Linked DNA regions of Homo sapiens: region 2 is linked to region 1. A link is a loop called in an ENCODE intact Hi-C map of the cell type or tissue named here. Cell type or tissue: adrenal gland. All regions are shown on one strand. Links, peaks and the distances in the headings refer to the core of each region. The heading gives the core; the rest is flanking DNA. Region 1 overlaps LOC124902681 (a long non-coding RNA gene). Region 2 overlaps MYRF (myelin regulatory factor).

Region 1 (10,244 bases), core at 3,737-7,736:
GTATTTGCAAATTTTGCTACTCTGTGAAATCCAAAAGTCCAGAGAACTACCATTTTAATGAATGCAACTTGAGATTTAATGTGATACAATGGATTTAATAAGATTTAATTAAATTCCATTCTGATGAGAAAGTTTTAGATAATCCAGCTCTCCATATTCAGAAAAGTCAACCTACCAGCCCAATTTAATGCTTAGATCCACCACAGGGAAGCAGAAATCAGTCTGGATAATGAAGACCAGAGAGCCAGACTCTTAGACCTAAAGGAACTTCAGAGATCACGTCTCATCATACAGCTGAGAAAATAGACTTGATGGTTTGTATTCCTGGTCCTGCCATTTACTTGCCATTGCCTTGAGCTAGCTACTCACCACAACTGCAAAGGGTCCCTTCAGGTCTGAAATTCTGAAACTTAACAAGTAACATATTAAGAAAAAGAGATGAGGCCGGGCACGGTGGCTCACACCTGTAATCCCAGCACTTTGGGAGGCTGAGGCAGGCGGATCGCTTGAGGTCAGGAGTTCCAGAACAGCCTGGCCAACATGGTGAAACCTCGTCTCTACTAAAAATACAAAAAGTAGTCGGGCGTGGTGGCACATGCCAGTAATTCCAGCTACTTGGGAGGCTGAGGCAGGAGAATCGCTTGAACCTGGGAGGCGACAGTTGCAGTGAGGTGAGATTGCACCACTGCACTCCAGCCTGGGTGACAGAGTGAAACTGTCTGAAAGAAAAAAGAAAAAGAAAAAGAGATCCATCCTCATGGGTAAAGGGTAAAATCCAGGGAAATTCAAGCTGATGCAGAAAACAACAAAATACTCATTTTTTTATTGCCCCAAATGGCCACGATTCATAAGGCTTTATTGTAGCTTGGTATGGAGGGGAAAACCAGATTCCTTATCCCACCCACCTGCCTCTTGCTTTCCTAATAAAGGTGTCATGGTAGTTCAAGGCCTGCGGATCAGTGGATCCAAATGCGAACAGTTACTGCCCCCTAGTGGATTTACAGTATGGTGCTCATTTATAAATTCAGATTAAAGCTTGACTGCCCTGTTGCTGAAAGAATTCATCTTTGGCGGTGGAGGGACCTTAAGAAGCCACCTTCATTTTTATGTTTTAACATGTTTTAATGCCCTCATTCTGCAGATGGGGACACTGGTCCTCTAAGTCACGTAGGTGCCCCAGGGCTTTTTGTTCCAAGTCCGGGGCCCACGCCACTGCACCACAGTTTCATTAGGCTGCACGAGCTCCAGCTATTTCTGGAGTTGCTGGGGAACTACCATGACCCGTCCTTCTGTGGCAGGGAAAGCAAGATACCACCTCATGTTTGGTTTGCCTCCCACTGCGACTTTTGCTGTGGAGGACACCTCTGACACAGCTACGTGACCTAGTAAGGCACACAGGGAGAATGCCGTGTGATCATGAAGGCAGATTTTCAGCAAAACACCAGAGCCAGGCCAGTGTGGTGGCTCACGCCTATAACCCCAGCACTTTGGGAGGCGGAGGCTGGTGGATCACCTGAAGTCAGGAGTTCAAGACTAGCCTGACCAACATGGTGAAACCCCATGTACTAAAAATACAAACATTAGCTGGGTATGGTGGCGGCGCCTGTAATCCCAGCTATTTGGGAGGCTGAGGCAGGAGAATCATTTGAACCCAGGAGGTGGAGGTTGCAGTGAGCTGAAGATCGCACCATTGCACTCCAGCCTGGGCGACAAGAGTGAAACTCCATCTCAAAAAAAAAAAAAAACACAATAACAACAACAAAACACCAGAAGCCACGACAGCTGCACCAAACAGATTCACCCTCATGGCTCTCAGAAGGGGCTGACCCAACCAACACCCTGATCTCAGACTTCTGACTTCCACAATCGTGGGATTACACATTTCTGCGGTCTAAGCTGCTCCGTTTGTGACACTGTTACAGCAGCTCTAGCAAGTGAATACAGATTTTGCAGAGATTTATCCCTCAAACACTTTTCAGTGGTTACTTTGATTTTGCTGAACCAAATTAAGTTGACTTCCCCAAAGCAGCCAACGACTGGAAAACTTCAAATTGTAAGGATATGTGAACTTCGAATCTCCAGTCCAGTGACTCATCCTGAGCAGGAATTCCTTATACAATGTCTTTGTCAGCCAGGGTAAAAAAGGGTGCTGTGCCCTTACAAAGAAAGTATGACAAAGAAACAGAGAAAGCTGGACTGCCCACAGCCAGACAAACTATTCTGTAATAGAAGTTAGGCTTAGAATGCAATGAAGAATTAACGTGCTCGACTACCTTCAATACTTGGAGCTACAGAGAGGTGCTTCTGATGAAGCTGGAAATGAGGAAAACGGAAAACACAGTTGTCACCTGGGAGCTCAACTCTGAGATCACTTATAAGGGATCAGAGCAGAGACACGCAAGGTCACCTGAGCAAAGCAAAAGGAAAGTCAGAGAAGCAAATGTTGGCATTTCCTATCCAAGCGCTGTATAAGGGAGAATGAGTTTCAGTCACCAAACCTGAAGTATCTCCTGTTCTAAAGGACAGGTTCTCCTTTTAGGTGGAGATAGATGCAGGGAGTTATGGCTGGAGGACTTCATGTATTTCTGATTCCATCGGCAAGACTCTCTCTGATATAAATGGAATGCACTAAGCTGTCATAGTTTGATGCCATTAACCATTCCTCGAATTGGCCTTCTTCCTTCATGATCACATGGCGTTCTCCCTGTGTGCCTTACTAGGTCCTTGGCTGTGTCTGAGGCGTCCTCCATAGTTTGATGCCATTAATAATTCCTCTAATTGGTAAATATTCCTCTAAACTATTAGCAACCCCATGCTAACTCCGTGAGTACTGACAACCTTCAGATTATCCGTGGCTTCCATTGTGCCTTAGAGAGAGAACACACTGGATTGCCCCCAGGTTAACTGGCTACTCATGACAATAATTCTTCATACTAAACCCTCAATAAAAGCCTCTGGCCAGGTGCAGTGGTTCACGCCTAAAATCCCAGCACTTTGGTGGGCCAAGGCAGGAGGATTACTTGAGGCCAGTAGTTTGAGACCAGCCTGGGCAACATGGTGAGACCACATCTCTACAAAAAAGTAAAATATTACCTGGGTGTGATAGCATGTGCCTGTAGTTCCAGCTACTTGGGAGGCTGAGGCAGAGGACTGCTTGAGCTCCAGAGGTTGAGGCTGCAGTGAGCTATGATAATGCCACTGCACTCCAGCCTGGGTGCCAGATTGAGATCCTCTCTCTGGAAAAAAAAAAGGGGCTGATTATCATTTTCCTCATGTGCTCTGCTTATGAAAGAGACTGAACAATAATATGCACACAAACATTCTAGTCTGATGAAATTTTATTCTTTACTGCAAGTTGATAAAAGGCACTCTTTTATTCTTTTTTATTTTTATTTTTATTTATTTATTTTTTTTTTGAGACGGAGTCTTGCTCTGTCGCCCAGGCTGGAGTGCAGTGGCACGATCTTGGCTCCCTGCAAGCTCCGCCTCCCAGGTTCACGCCATTCTCCTGCCTCAGCCTCCCGAGTAGCTGGGACTACAGGCGCCCGCCACTATTCCCGGCTAATTTTTTGTATTTTTAGTAGAGACAGAGTTTCACCGCGTTAGCCAGGATGGTCTCGATCTCCTGACCTCGTGATCCACCCGCCTCAGCCTCCCAAAGTGCTGGGATTACAGGCGTGAGCCACCGCGCCCGGCAAAAGGCACTCTTTTATTAACCTTCCGTCTGCACATTTTTTAGTTGGTGTAAATGAGCCTCTCAGCCATCACCATCATCACAGGGCAACAACTAACAAGAGGGAGCCTTTGAGACTTCAACACACAGGCCCTCAAATAAAACACAGCATGGGTGACTTCTGCTATCATCTATGGTGGAGGAACCGGTACAGAATTAGCCTTCCCACCATAAACTACAGAAAAACTAGACAAAAAATATGAGGCAACTCTTCCAGGCACTGGATCACAGGAAGAGAAAGAGTGTAATTCTGGAAAGAATGGGGTTTGAGACCAGCTTGGCCAACGTGGTGAAACCCTGCCTCTACTAAAAGTACAAAAATTAGTCCCGTGTGGTGGCGGGCACCTGCAATCCCAGCTGGGAGGCTGAGGCTGAGGCAGGGAGACTCCTTCTCAGAAAAATAAAAAAAAAGTCCTGTGGAGCTGAGGAGGTGAAAGATGCCAGACGCAAGAGCAGACGGTAGGCTACATTATTATAAGTATCATTATTATTATTATTATTATTATTATTATTTTGAGATGGAGTTTCACTCTGTCGCCCAGGCTGGAGTACAGTGGCGCGATCTCGACTCACTGCAACCTCCGCCTCCCAGGTTCAAGCAATTCTCCTGCCTCGGCCTCCTGAGTAGCTGGGATTACAGGCGCCTGCCACCATGCCCAGCTAATTTTTGTATTTTTAGTAGAGATGGGGTTTCACCATGTTGGCCAAGCTGGTCTTGAACTCGTGACCTCAGGTGATCCGCCCGCCTCGGCCTCCCAAAGTGCTGGGATTACAGGCGTGAGCCACTGCGCCCGGCCTATTATCATCATTATTATTATTATTATTATTATTATTATTATTATTATTATTATTATTATATTTTGAGACGGAGTCTCACTCTGTTCCCCAGGCTGGAGTGCAGTGGTGCAATCTCGGCTCACTGCAACCTCTGCCTCCTAGGTTCAAGTGATTCTCCTGCCTCAGCCTCCCAAGTAACTGGGACTACAGGCGCGCCCGCCACCACGCCCGGCTAATTTTTGTATTTTTAGTGGGGACCGGGTTTCGCTAAGTTGGCCAGGTTGGTCTCCAACTCCTGATCTCAGGTGATCCACCCTCCTAGGCCTCCCAAAGTGCTGGGATTACAGGCGTGAGCCACTGCGCCCGGCCATAAGCATTATTTTAAAAGCAAACTAAACTATAATGCTTAGGGATGCTGCTTGGATGGTAATGCAATAATATGATTACCATATTTTTAATTTAAGGAGGGCGGGTATCGGGAGGGCTCAGGAGGCCTCTGGGAGGCTATGGAGCTTTATTACTTGCCCTGGGAGGTGGTTTTTCAGGAATGTTTTTGATAAAGTAATAAGCTGCTTAACTGTTTTGTGCACTTTTTAAAAGATGTGTTCTATATTTCGCAATACAAATGGATTTTTTTTTTTTTATAAAAAGAAAACTTCATTCGGGATAAGCTGGGGGTGTCCGAGAGGAGCCAGGACCCACTCCCAGGCACATCACCATCTGCAGCCCGACCCCCTCCTCAGGCCGGGTGAGCGGCCTCGCGGGTCACCAGACTCCCAGAACGACGGCTGCAGGCCCCAGAGTCCACGAGGGTGGGTACAAATCCCCTGGGCACAAACAGCCCGGGATGGACACCATCCAGCTCTGCACCCCCTCTTCCCGCACTCCCCTGGCAAACTCAGTAGCCTCGGACCGTCTGCGCCTGCGCGGACGACTGGGCTGCGCATGCGCCCTCTGCCCCGCAGGAGCTGTAACAGTAGCTGAAGTTTAAAGAGAGGCTGACTGTGGGGTTGGGACTTCAGTCCTGTGTCCCTTGGACTGCATTGTAGGTTCCTAAAGGGGCAAATATGTTCAGTTCTAGAAATGTTCCTTTTTTTTCTTTTTTCTTTTCTTTCTTTTTTTTTTTTCCCGAGATGGAGTCTTGCTCTGTCGCCAGGCCGAAATGCAATGGCGCGATCTCGGCTCACTGCAACCTCCGCCTCCCGGGTTCAAGCCATTCTCCTGTCTCAGCCTCCCGAGTATGAGTATCTGGGATTACAGGCGCGCGCCACCACGCCCGGCTAATTTCTGTATTTTTAGTAGAGACGGGGTTTCACCATGTTGGCCAGGATGGTCTCAACCTCTTGACCTCATGATCTGCCCACCTCGGCCTCCCAAAGTGCTGGGATTACAGGCATGAGCCACCATGCCCGTCCCCCTTTTTTTTCTTTAGACGTATTCTCCCACTGTCACCCAGGATGGAGTGCCGTGGTGCAATCTCGGTTCACTGCAGCCTCCCCCTCCTGGGTTCAAGCGATTCTCCTGCCTCAGCCTCCTGACTAGCTGGAATTACAGGTGCGCCAACACACCTGGCTAATTTTTGTATTTTTAGTAGAGACTTTCGCCATGTTGGTCGGGCTGGTCTCGAACTCCTAGCCTCAAGTGATTTGACGGCCTTGGCCTCCCAGAGTGCTGGGATTACAGGCGTGAGCCACTGCACCCTGCCAGTTCTAGAAGTGTTCTAGCGCTGGGGTTAGCAGACCTCTAAAGGGTGAGATAGTAACTATTTTAGATTTTGTAGGCCAAGAGACAAAATCCAGGACATTTAAGAGAGAAAAACAAAATTGCCACAATGTTTTAAATTGATGAAATTAAAAATATTATAATAGAGTACATATATTTTTAGTATAGGCCTACTAATGAGAAGTATGGAATTCTTTTTTGGGAGTGGGATATTGAGGATAATATTTTCCTTAATAGCGGCTCAAAGTTAGTGTTCTCTAGCTCTAAAACACAAATTGATTGTAATGTTCATCTGTTAATACAGATTTACTGTGAGATTTTACCCACTTCATTTTTGAAATGTCCTTTACTGCCAAAAACTGGTATGGGGCCCCCAGCATATGACTTCAATTGATCATATTCATCGCCAGGATAGGAGGGAGGCATTTACAGAATTCTATTTGATTCTTCTCTTGATAGTTGCCTTTTTGCAGGTCATCATATTGCAGATTAATCACTGCCAATAGAAGGTTAGGTGGAAGTGCAGTAGGAAGTGGAACTCCAGAGGTGGGGCTTGGACACCAGACCTAATTGAGGACTAGTTAAAACAGGCGTGGGGCAAAAGCACCACCCCATAAGACACACCCACCAGCAAAGGACATGAACAGACACTTCTCAAAAGAAGACATACCTGTGGCCAAAAATCATGAAAAAAAGCTGAATATCACTGATCATTAGTGAAATGCAAATGAAAACCACGATGAGCCATTCTCACACCAGTCAGAATGGCTATTATTAAAAAGTGAAAAAATAACCGATGCTGGTGAGGTTGTGGAGAAAAAGGAACGTTTTTACACTGTTGGTGGGAGTGTAAATTAGTTCAACCATTGTGGAAGACAGTGTGGGTGTGGCAATTCCTCAAAGACCTAGAGACAGAATTACCATCTGACCCAGCAATCCCATTACTGGATATATACCCAAAGGAATATAAATCATTCTGTTACAAAGACACATGCACATGTATGTTCACTGCAGCACTTTTCACAACAGCAGACATGGAATCAACCTAAATGCTCATCAATAACAGACTAAAGAAAATGCAGTACATATACACCATGGAATACTCTGTAGCCATAAAAAGGAACAAGGTCATGTCCTTTGCAGGGACATGGATGGAGCTGGAGGCCATTATCCTTAGCAAACTAACGCAGGAACAGACAACCAAATACTGCATATTCTCACTTGTAAGTGGGAGCTAAATGATAAGAACACATAGACACATGGAGGGGAACAACTCACACTGGGGCCTACCAGAGGACGGTGGGTGGGAGGAGGGAAAGGATCAGGAAAAATATCTAATAGATATTAGGCTTAATTCCTGGGTAATGAAATAATCTGTACATCTGTATTAGTCTGTTTTCACACTGCTATAAAGAAATACCCAACACTGGGTAATTTATAAAGGAAAGAGTTCCACATGGCTTGGGAGGCCTCAAGAAACTTACAATCATGACAGAAAGTGAAGGGGAATCAAGTAGCTTCTTCACAAGGTGGCAGAAGACAGAAGAGCGAAGGAAGAACTTCCAAACACTTATAAAACCATTAGATCAGGTGAGAACTCACTCACTATCATGAGAACAACATGGGGGAAACCTCCCCCATGATCCAATCACCCCCCTTGCTCGACACAAGGGGATTACAAATCCCTCCCTCAATACAGGGGGATTACAATTCGAGATGAGACTTGGGTGGGGACACAGAGCCAAACTATATTAACAACAAAACCCCATGACACACATTTACCTATGTAACAAACCTGCACATCCTGCACATTTACTCATAAAATTAAAATAAAAAGACATGCCCACCAGTGTGCCATGCCCATTGCCATGGCAACACCCCAAAGTTCCTGCCCTTTTCCCTGGCAGCGAGACAACTGGGAAGTTACCACCTTATTTCTAGAAATTTCTGCATAATCTGCCCCTTAATTTGCATATAAACAAAAGTGGTTGTAAGTATGACCGCAGAACTGCCTCTGAGCTGCTACTCTGGGTGTACTGCTTATGGGGTAGCCCTGCTCTGCACACTGCTGCTTCAATAAAACCTCTGGCTGGCCCTTGATTTGTTTCCTAGGCAAAGCCAAGAACTCTCCCAGGCTAAGCCTGCCCTGCATTAGAAGCTCCTCAGTTGCACAGTTGACTGGAACTGTAGCTTAAATTTGAAAAATTATCTGCTGCGAATTTGTGTGGGAATGCAGATTTTGATTCTTGTTTTGACTTTTGACATCATAAGAAACATGTAAAGCAGTTTGACTTTACTTGTGATTCAAACAGTGTAGCCATCATAAAAATGACTTTACTGCAGTATAAGTTTTGCATATTAGTGCTGTTTTGACTGCTAATTTTAGGTTGAATTCATTAAGAAATATTACCAAGTCTATAGCAAAAGCTAATTTCCAAAGCCACTCAGTGTTCCTTAATAAGGGTTGAGGGCAGTTCCTATTCAGAAAAAATTCAGCTCTGAGCTTAAACAATCACAGTAAATCTTTACTACTGTGAATCCCTTGAACTGCTGCGTAATAGGGCAAGCAAAGAGATTCAGTTTCTATTTTGGACAAAAATTCATGGAGCTGAAGATGGCTATGGCACGAGAGTGAATTAAATTTCCTGTTGAAACTGCAGGTTCAATAACACATGACAGATTCAAATATTTTCAGGAAAGTATCTACTGATATACAATATGATGAATAATCATAGGTTTTTAACACCTTACACTGTCACAAGGTTTGTAAATTTGTCCAATTAACATTTATCTGCTCTATACATTTTTACTACCATCAATTGTAACACATCCTAGCAGATTCCACTACAGGTTATACTGAATTAGTGTTTCCTCAACTTCTATGAAAATATTCCCTCCTATAGTTATTCCATGCAGTCTATTCATAGAGGCTAACTCTGCAGTCATGCCAGCCTCAGCACTGACTCAAGTAAAAAACAACTGAGAAGTATCAGTAACATCTGTCAATTCATGAAGAGCCAAGAAAAACTACCTAAAATCACTTGACTTGTTTTTTTAATTAACAACTGTATTAGTTTCCCAGGGCTGCTATAACAAATTACCACAAACGTAGTGGCTTAAAAAGACATTCTTCTGGAGGCCGGAAGTCTGAATCATGGTGTTAGCAGGGTCACACTCCCTCTGGAGGCTGGGAGGCAGAATTCTTCTTTGCCTCTTTCAGCTTCTGGTGGTTGCTGGTTTCCTTGGCTTGTGGCCACATCACTCCAATCTTTGCCTCCATTTTCATATCATCTTCTCTTCTTGTCTATGTCTCCTACAAGAAAACTTGTCATTGGATTTAGGACTTACTGAGGTTATCCAGGATGATCTCATCTCATGATCCTTAACTTAATTACATCTGCAAGGGTCCTTTTTCCAAATAAGGTCGCATTCACAGTTTCCAGGGATTTGAAGTGGATGAATTTGACATGAATATATATTTTCGAGGGCTTCTCTTTGGCCCACCACAACTATTGATATTGCTCCCAATGTCCTCAACTCTCTGAGCAACTGTTCTCACCGAAAGGCTAATAGTTTTATTTTTTTAGAGGCAAGGTCTTGCTCTGTCACCAAGGCTGGAGTGCAGTGGCATGATGATAGCTGACCACAGCCTCCTGGGCCCAAGTGATCCTCCTGTCTCAGTCTCTCATGTAGCTGGGACTACAGGTGTGTACTACCATGCTCAGCTAATTTTACCATGATCAGTTTTATTTTTTGTAGAGATGGAGGTCTCACTTCGTTGCTCAGGCTGGTCTCAAACTCCTGGCTTCAGGTGATCCTCCCACCTTGGCCTTCCAAAGTGCTGGGATTACAAGTGTGAGCCATCTTGCCTGGCCTAGGCTAAGAGTTTATTTTCTGTGGACACATTACTTGGCTGCTGCAATCAAACACAATTTAATCAAATTACCTGCAGAAAACAGTTTTCCTTGCTTGGTTAACAAATGAGGCACTAGGAAACTTACTTTGGTTGCAG
Region 2 (5,258 bases), core at 1,259-5,258, 330 kb before region 1:
AGCACCAACCGCTCAGGTAAGGCTTTCTGTGGGCTGGGGCTTGGGGCGGGGGCTACCTGCGTAGAGAGAAAGGCCCAAATACTCATTGGTGGGAGGGTCTCCTGGAGCCTAGAACGAGGCTCTGGACAATGACTGGGAAGTTCCCCTGAGAGGACCAAGAGACACATGGGGTTCACTCAGTCTTGTGGGGCCCTAGAGACAGCTGGACAGGAAGCAGCCAGCTTCCAGCTTCTTAGCCTGTGCCTGGTTCTATCCACAGGCCCCAGCCAGATGGCCCTTCTGCCAGTCACCAACATCAGAGCCAAGTCCTGGGGTCTTTCAGTCAATGGCATTGGCCACTCCAAGCATCACAAGAGTCTGGAGCCTCTGGCCAGCCCTGCAGTCCCCTTCCCTGGGGGGCAGGGCAAAGCCAAGAACAGTCCCAGCCTTGGTTTCCATGGCCGGGCCCGCCGAGGGGCCCTCCAGTCCAGCGTGGGCCCTGCTGAGCCCACCTGGGCCCAGGGCCAGTCAGGTACTTGCTGCACCCCTGACACTACCCAGCCCAGCCTGGCAAGGCTCACTGGCCAGGGCCCACCTCAGCCCAGTCATGTGACTGTCTGGGTTCAGACTTGTCAGTCAATAGACGTTTGCTGAGCACAGAATAAGGATCAGGAATCAGGCCTGCAGCCTTACATAGATCATCCCATTTAGTCCTCACAGCACTCCTGCAAGAAAGGAATTGTTGTTCCTATTGTTCAGCTGAAGAAATGGGATGGAGACTAAGGTGAAGTGACCTGCCCAGGGTTATACAGCCCCTCCGAGGCAGGGCTTGTATTTGATCCCGAGCCTGGCTCCTCCTTCGCCATGCCAGCACCAGGAGGGTGCTATACTGGGTCTCCCCTACTATTTCCCAAACCTTGGATCTTTGGTTTTAACAAAGCTACAGAACCTTTTATTGTAGTTTTCAAACTGGGTTCCTCTGAGGTACCCTGGGGGCTGCGCTGGGGGCTGCCCTGGGGGTTGAAGGGGAGGCTGGGAGGCTTCCTGGCTTCAACCAGGCAGCTCTGCTCTCACCAACTTTCATCTGATGGATTTTGTGGCTTCAAGAAAAAGAAAGCCTGGAAAATGTGGCTTACAGAGATGGAAATTCAATGTGATGGGGGAACCCCATGGGGGAGATGTTTGCCAGGCACCTGTTTACTGAGCTGCCTGCCACTCTGTGGCTGGCTCTGTACAGGGGACTGGGGGTGATGAAGATGGACACGCCCCTGTCCCCAAAGACCTCACAGAGATGAAAACACAGCAGTGTGATGAGGCTCTGAGGGGACATGCAGGTAGCTTTGGGACTGGGGAGGACACTTAATCCGGACGAAGGTGGGGAGGATCAGGGAAAACTTCTCTGGAGTTGGTGACATTTGAGCTGACTCTTTAAAGGACCTTTGGAATTTGCCCAGAAGGGATGTGGGAAGGGCACCTTCCATCTCGTCTGTATCTGATACCTGTCCTGACCACACAGGGTGTCCTGGATCCTGTTGGGGTCCTTGGGTCCCTGGGTCATGCCTCAGAGCTGAAAACGTACCAGGTCCAGCAAATGTTCAGCGGCCCCAGCTTCCCCCTTCCTGGGTGGATAGTCAGGCAGCAGCAAGACTGTATGTGAACTAGATGAGCAAGAAGTCCTGTCTCCCCCATCTGACTTGTCACACTTCAGTCCCACCCCTACCCAGCCAGCCAGCCTGCAGTCGGTTTGTTCAGGGAGGCTGCGAGGAGCAGCGTGCTGGTAGCGGTGTAATCATCGGCCTCGGGGCAGAGGGGAGCCTGATTTGTGTGATGCTGTCAACACTGCTGATTTCAAGCTACCAGTGTAACTGATGTTTCTGAACCCAGAACTGGGAGAGATGCCCGCAGTCAGGAACACAGGCCTCGAGCGGGCTCCTGCACACCTGGCAGGGGATGTGAAGACCCATCCCTACTTCTGGGTGTTCCAGTTCTTTTGAGGAGGCAGACGTCAGGCTCATGGGAACTGGGTAGTCCTAGGGCTGCTGAGGAAAGGGTGTAGTGTGATGCTGGCCATTGTGGAGGTCTGGAAAAAAATAACCTGGAACTTATTCATACTAAGGTGTGAGTGACTGCTTCAAGTCTGGCAAGGAAAGACTTGCCAGCTTCTCATTTGTGTCCTGCCTTGTCACCTTACTCCTGCCCCAACAGCCTCTCTCCTTGCAGAGCCAGTGCCCTCCCTGACCTCCATCCAGGTGCTGGAGAATTCGATGTCCATCACCTCCCAGTACTGTGCTCCAGGGGATGCCTGCAGGTGGGCTGGGCTCCCTCCCCTCACCCAGGGAGGTCCTCAGGTGACATGAGCCCAGGTGGTACAGATCACCCGGAACTTGCCCTTTCAGGGAGGAGCCTCCCCCATAAGGAAGGGTAGCCCCTTTCCAGGCTACCCTTGGACACTGTCTCTTCTGGAGGGCTCCAGTACAGATTGGGGGCTGAGGAGTCCCTGGTGGGGGTGGGGGGTGGCAGGGTACCCTCAGGCTAAGGTGCCAGTTTTGCCCCTGCAGGCCTGGGAACTTCACCTACCACATCCCTGTCAGTAGTGGCACCCCACTGCACCTCAGCCTGACTCTGCAGATGAAGTGAGTGCCGGTGTGGGGAAGTGGGAGGCAGGAGGGGAGCCAGGGAGAATCTCCCGCAGAGCCTCAGAACAGCCGAGTCTGAGGACAGCCGGAGAGTCTCTGGTATTTCCTGCATGGTGGGATAAGTGCTGACTTCATTGCCTACTTCGTGGTTAACTGGCTAAATGACCTGGCCTCATGGGCTGAGGACCACATGGGATGGTCGATGGGAAAGGTTTTGTTCGAGGGCCCTGGTTATTATGCGGTGTTTCAGGCTGGGTGGAGATTCAGAGGCGTGTGGCAGGCTGGCTGGGAGGGGGCTGGGGTTGAGGGACTCTAGAACCTCATTTCTCTGCTAACTGGGCCTGTCTACAGCTCCTCCTCCCCCGTGTCTGTGGTGCTGTGCAGCCTGAGGTCAAAGGAGGAACCATGTGAGGAGGGGAGCCTTCCACAGAGTCTCCACACCCACCAGGACACCCAGGTAGGTGGGACTGGGAAGCTGCGGGCCGGCCAGGCCCGAGCTGCTTCTCTCCTGGCACAACTGGGCCCCAAAATGGGCAAGGAGCAGAAGCTGGGAGTTATAGAGTAAAGCCTTCTCCACAAGGGACACTCTGGGGCCTGGGCCTCTGTGTCCCAGGGAGGGGCACGCGTGCCCGTGTTTGTTCATTGCACTCTGCTGAGCATCTCCCAGCCCTGCCGTGCTGGAGACGTGGGGAAGACAGCAGATCACAGGTGCTAATGTGGATGAGTGCAATGATGGAAACAGGCAGGTGTCTGGGAGCCCATGGCGGGGAGGGCTGTGGCTCACTGGAGGTGTCTGCAGAAGCAGGAAGGAGCCGACCTCATGCTCAGGTTGGGGAAGTGGCACAGCTAGATGTACAGCATCAGAGGGCCCCTCAGGTTCCATGTTTGGCCACCTCTTCTGGGAGAACTGGATGGTGAGCTCCTCCCTGGCCAGGTAACCGGAAGTTATGACTGTCCCTGGGGCTGATGGACCCCCAGTTTCTTCTTGAGCCTAAGAGGCCATGGGAGAAGACGCTCAGGACAAATGAAGGGAAGTAGTGATTATTTTTTCTTGCCCATTCATGTGTTTACTCAGAAAATATTGATTGGGGCCCCATCTGTCCCAGGCCCTGTGCTGGGTGGGCCTAGCTGCAGGGGAGAGAGGTGGAGTAGACACAGGTTTTGACTTCCAAGAACGTACTCTATAGTGAGGGAGAAAAGACGTGCAGAAAGCACCTGCAACAGAGGTGGGGGTGCTTCTGAGGGAGGCCCGAGCCCTGTCGCCCTGCAGAAGAGACAGGGTCCAAGACAGAGGGAGAGCCCAGCTAGACACACAGCAGACATGGTGCTCGGGCCTGAAACCACATCACAGACGCACAGCCAAAGCCTCAGGTAGATGGGCAAGCTGCCTGCAGCCAGGCTGCATGCCACCCTGTGAGGGAGACAGCCAGACAGACCTGGGTTTGAATCCCAGCTGTGTGATTTTGCCACACTGTGTGATTTTTAGGAAGTGGCTCAGTTTCCTCATCCAGAAGATGGGGCTAGTAGCAGCACTGTGTCACTGGATTGTACTGAGGATGGGGCTAATGAAATACTTTGATGTGCCCAGAGCATAGTGGGTGAGGGAACCCAGCACAACAGGACTGGGAAGGAGGCAGGGGCCAGGTGGAGGTGGCTGTGGACCTGCCAGTCCCGGGCACGGTCTGCATGGAGTAGCTGCCATTGCTCCTTCTGCCAAAGCAGAACATGCTCCTTCCTATCTCTTCAAAGTTCTCTGCTTTTTTCCTTCATAAAACTCCCCACAGACCCCAGGACTGCGACGGCCGTGGTGAGAGATGCTGGTTGGGATAAGGGCAGCAGTCTGTCCTGACCCCTCTCTCCCTTCTCTCCAGGGCACCTCTCACCGGTGGCCAATAACCATCCTGTCCTTCCGTGAATTCACCTACCACTTCCGGGTGGCACTGCTGGTGAGCAGGGGCATCCCACCTACCCTGGAGGTCTGGGCACCCCTGTCTGCGACGTGGGGCTTGAGGAATGGGGGGTTTGCACAGTATGTGGTAGGGCTGGGGGCACAGTGTCAAGCAATGTCAGCAGGGAGTGCCATCTGCCCCGCACCCCCAGAGCCACCTCACCTTCCCACTGCCCTTCCACCCAGGGTCAGGCCAACTGCAGTTCAGAGGCTCTCGCCCAGCCAGCCACAGACTACCACTTCCACTTCTACCGCCTGTGTGACTGAGCTGCCCTCCTGAGGCAGCACCACACCAGGGACCAGGGGTGCCCAGGCACCCCCCAACACTGGATGCAATGGTGTTACACTGGAGCCCGCTGCAGGCCAGCTCTGCTGTTCACTGGCCCTACCCGAGACTGGTGAAACTGGAAGTCTTCACACTGGAGTTGCTGTTCCAGCTGGTCGCCCCTCACGGCACAGAGGGAACCTGAGAGCCAGAGACTTCTTGGGCCTTCCTGCCTGCCACCCCCTAGGGGCCAGGACAGGACCAGTTTACCTCTTTCCAGATATGGTGGTTGGAGGGCTGGTTCAGGTGCCCTGGAGGGAAGGGGAAGCCTGTGGCCCTGATTTGTTCAGAGCCCATTCTCCCTTGCCTCCCCTTTTGAGACTGGAGCCAACCCTTTTGGAGAGAGGACCTGCCCACCTTTGAGATCAGC

Evidence for each region. A loop is a pair of places that touch in the nucleus more often than their neighbours do. Peaks named below come from ENCODE experiments on the same cell type or tissue, not always from the same donor. Only the 100,000 strongest peaks of a DNase experiment are listed, where the experiment ranks them.
Region 2: it touches region 1 in a loop (2.4-fold over the local background); 77 of 110 quality-filtered maps call a loop at or near these places.

Annotation. Positions count from the first base shown.
Region 1 is chr11:62,107,199-62,117,442 of GRCh38, forward strand. It overlaps LOC124902681 (a long non-coding RNA gene), which reads right to left. Exons shown (of 2, transcript XR_007062697.1): 2 at 9,270-9,545. Among named protein-coding and RNA genes, the nearest start is that of INCENP, 12 kb to the right of the region's middle. In adrenal gland, for the core only: no CTCF peak of the experiment used is centred there; a DNase peak (open chromatin) is centred at 5,353; H3K4me3 peaks cover 605 bases; H3K27ac peaks cover 272 bases.
Region 2 is chr11:61,781,314-61,786,571 of GRCh38, forward strand. It overlaps MYRF (myelin regulatory factor), which reads left to right. Exons shown (of 27, transcript NM_001127392.3): 21 at 1-16; 22 at 260-511; 23 at 2,185-2,287; 24 at 2,538-2,612; 25 at 2,967-3,072; 26 at 4,487-4,561; 27 at 4,750-5,258. The coding sequence ends at 4,830. Among named protein-coding and RNA genes, the nearest start is that of MIR611, 8.6 kb to the right of the region's middle. RefSeq lists enhancers at 1-40, 3,773-4,517, 4,518-5,258. In adrenal gland, for the core only: no CTCF peak of the experiment used is centred there; no DNase peak of the experiment used is centred there.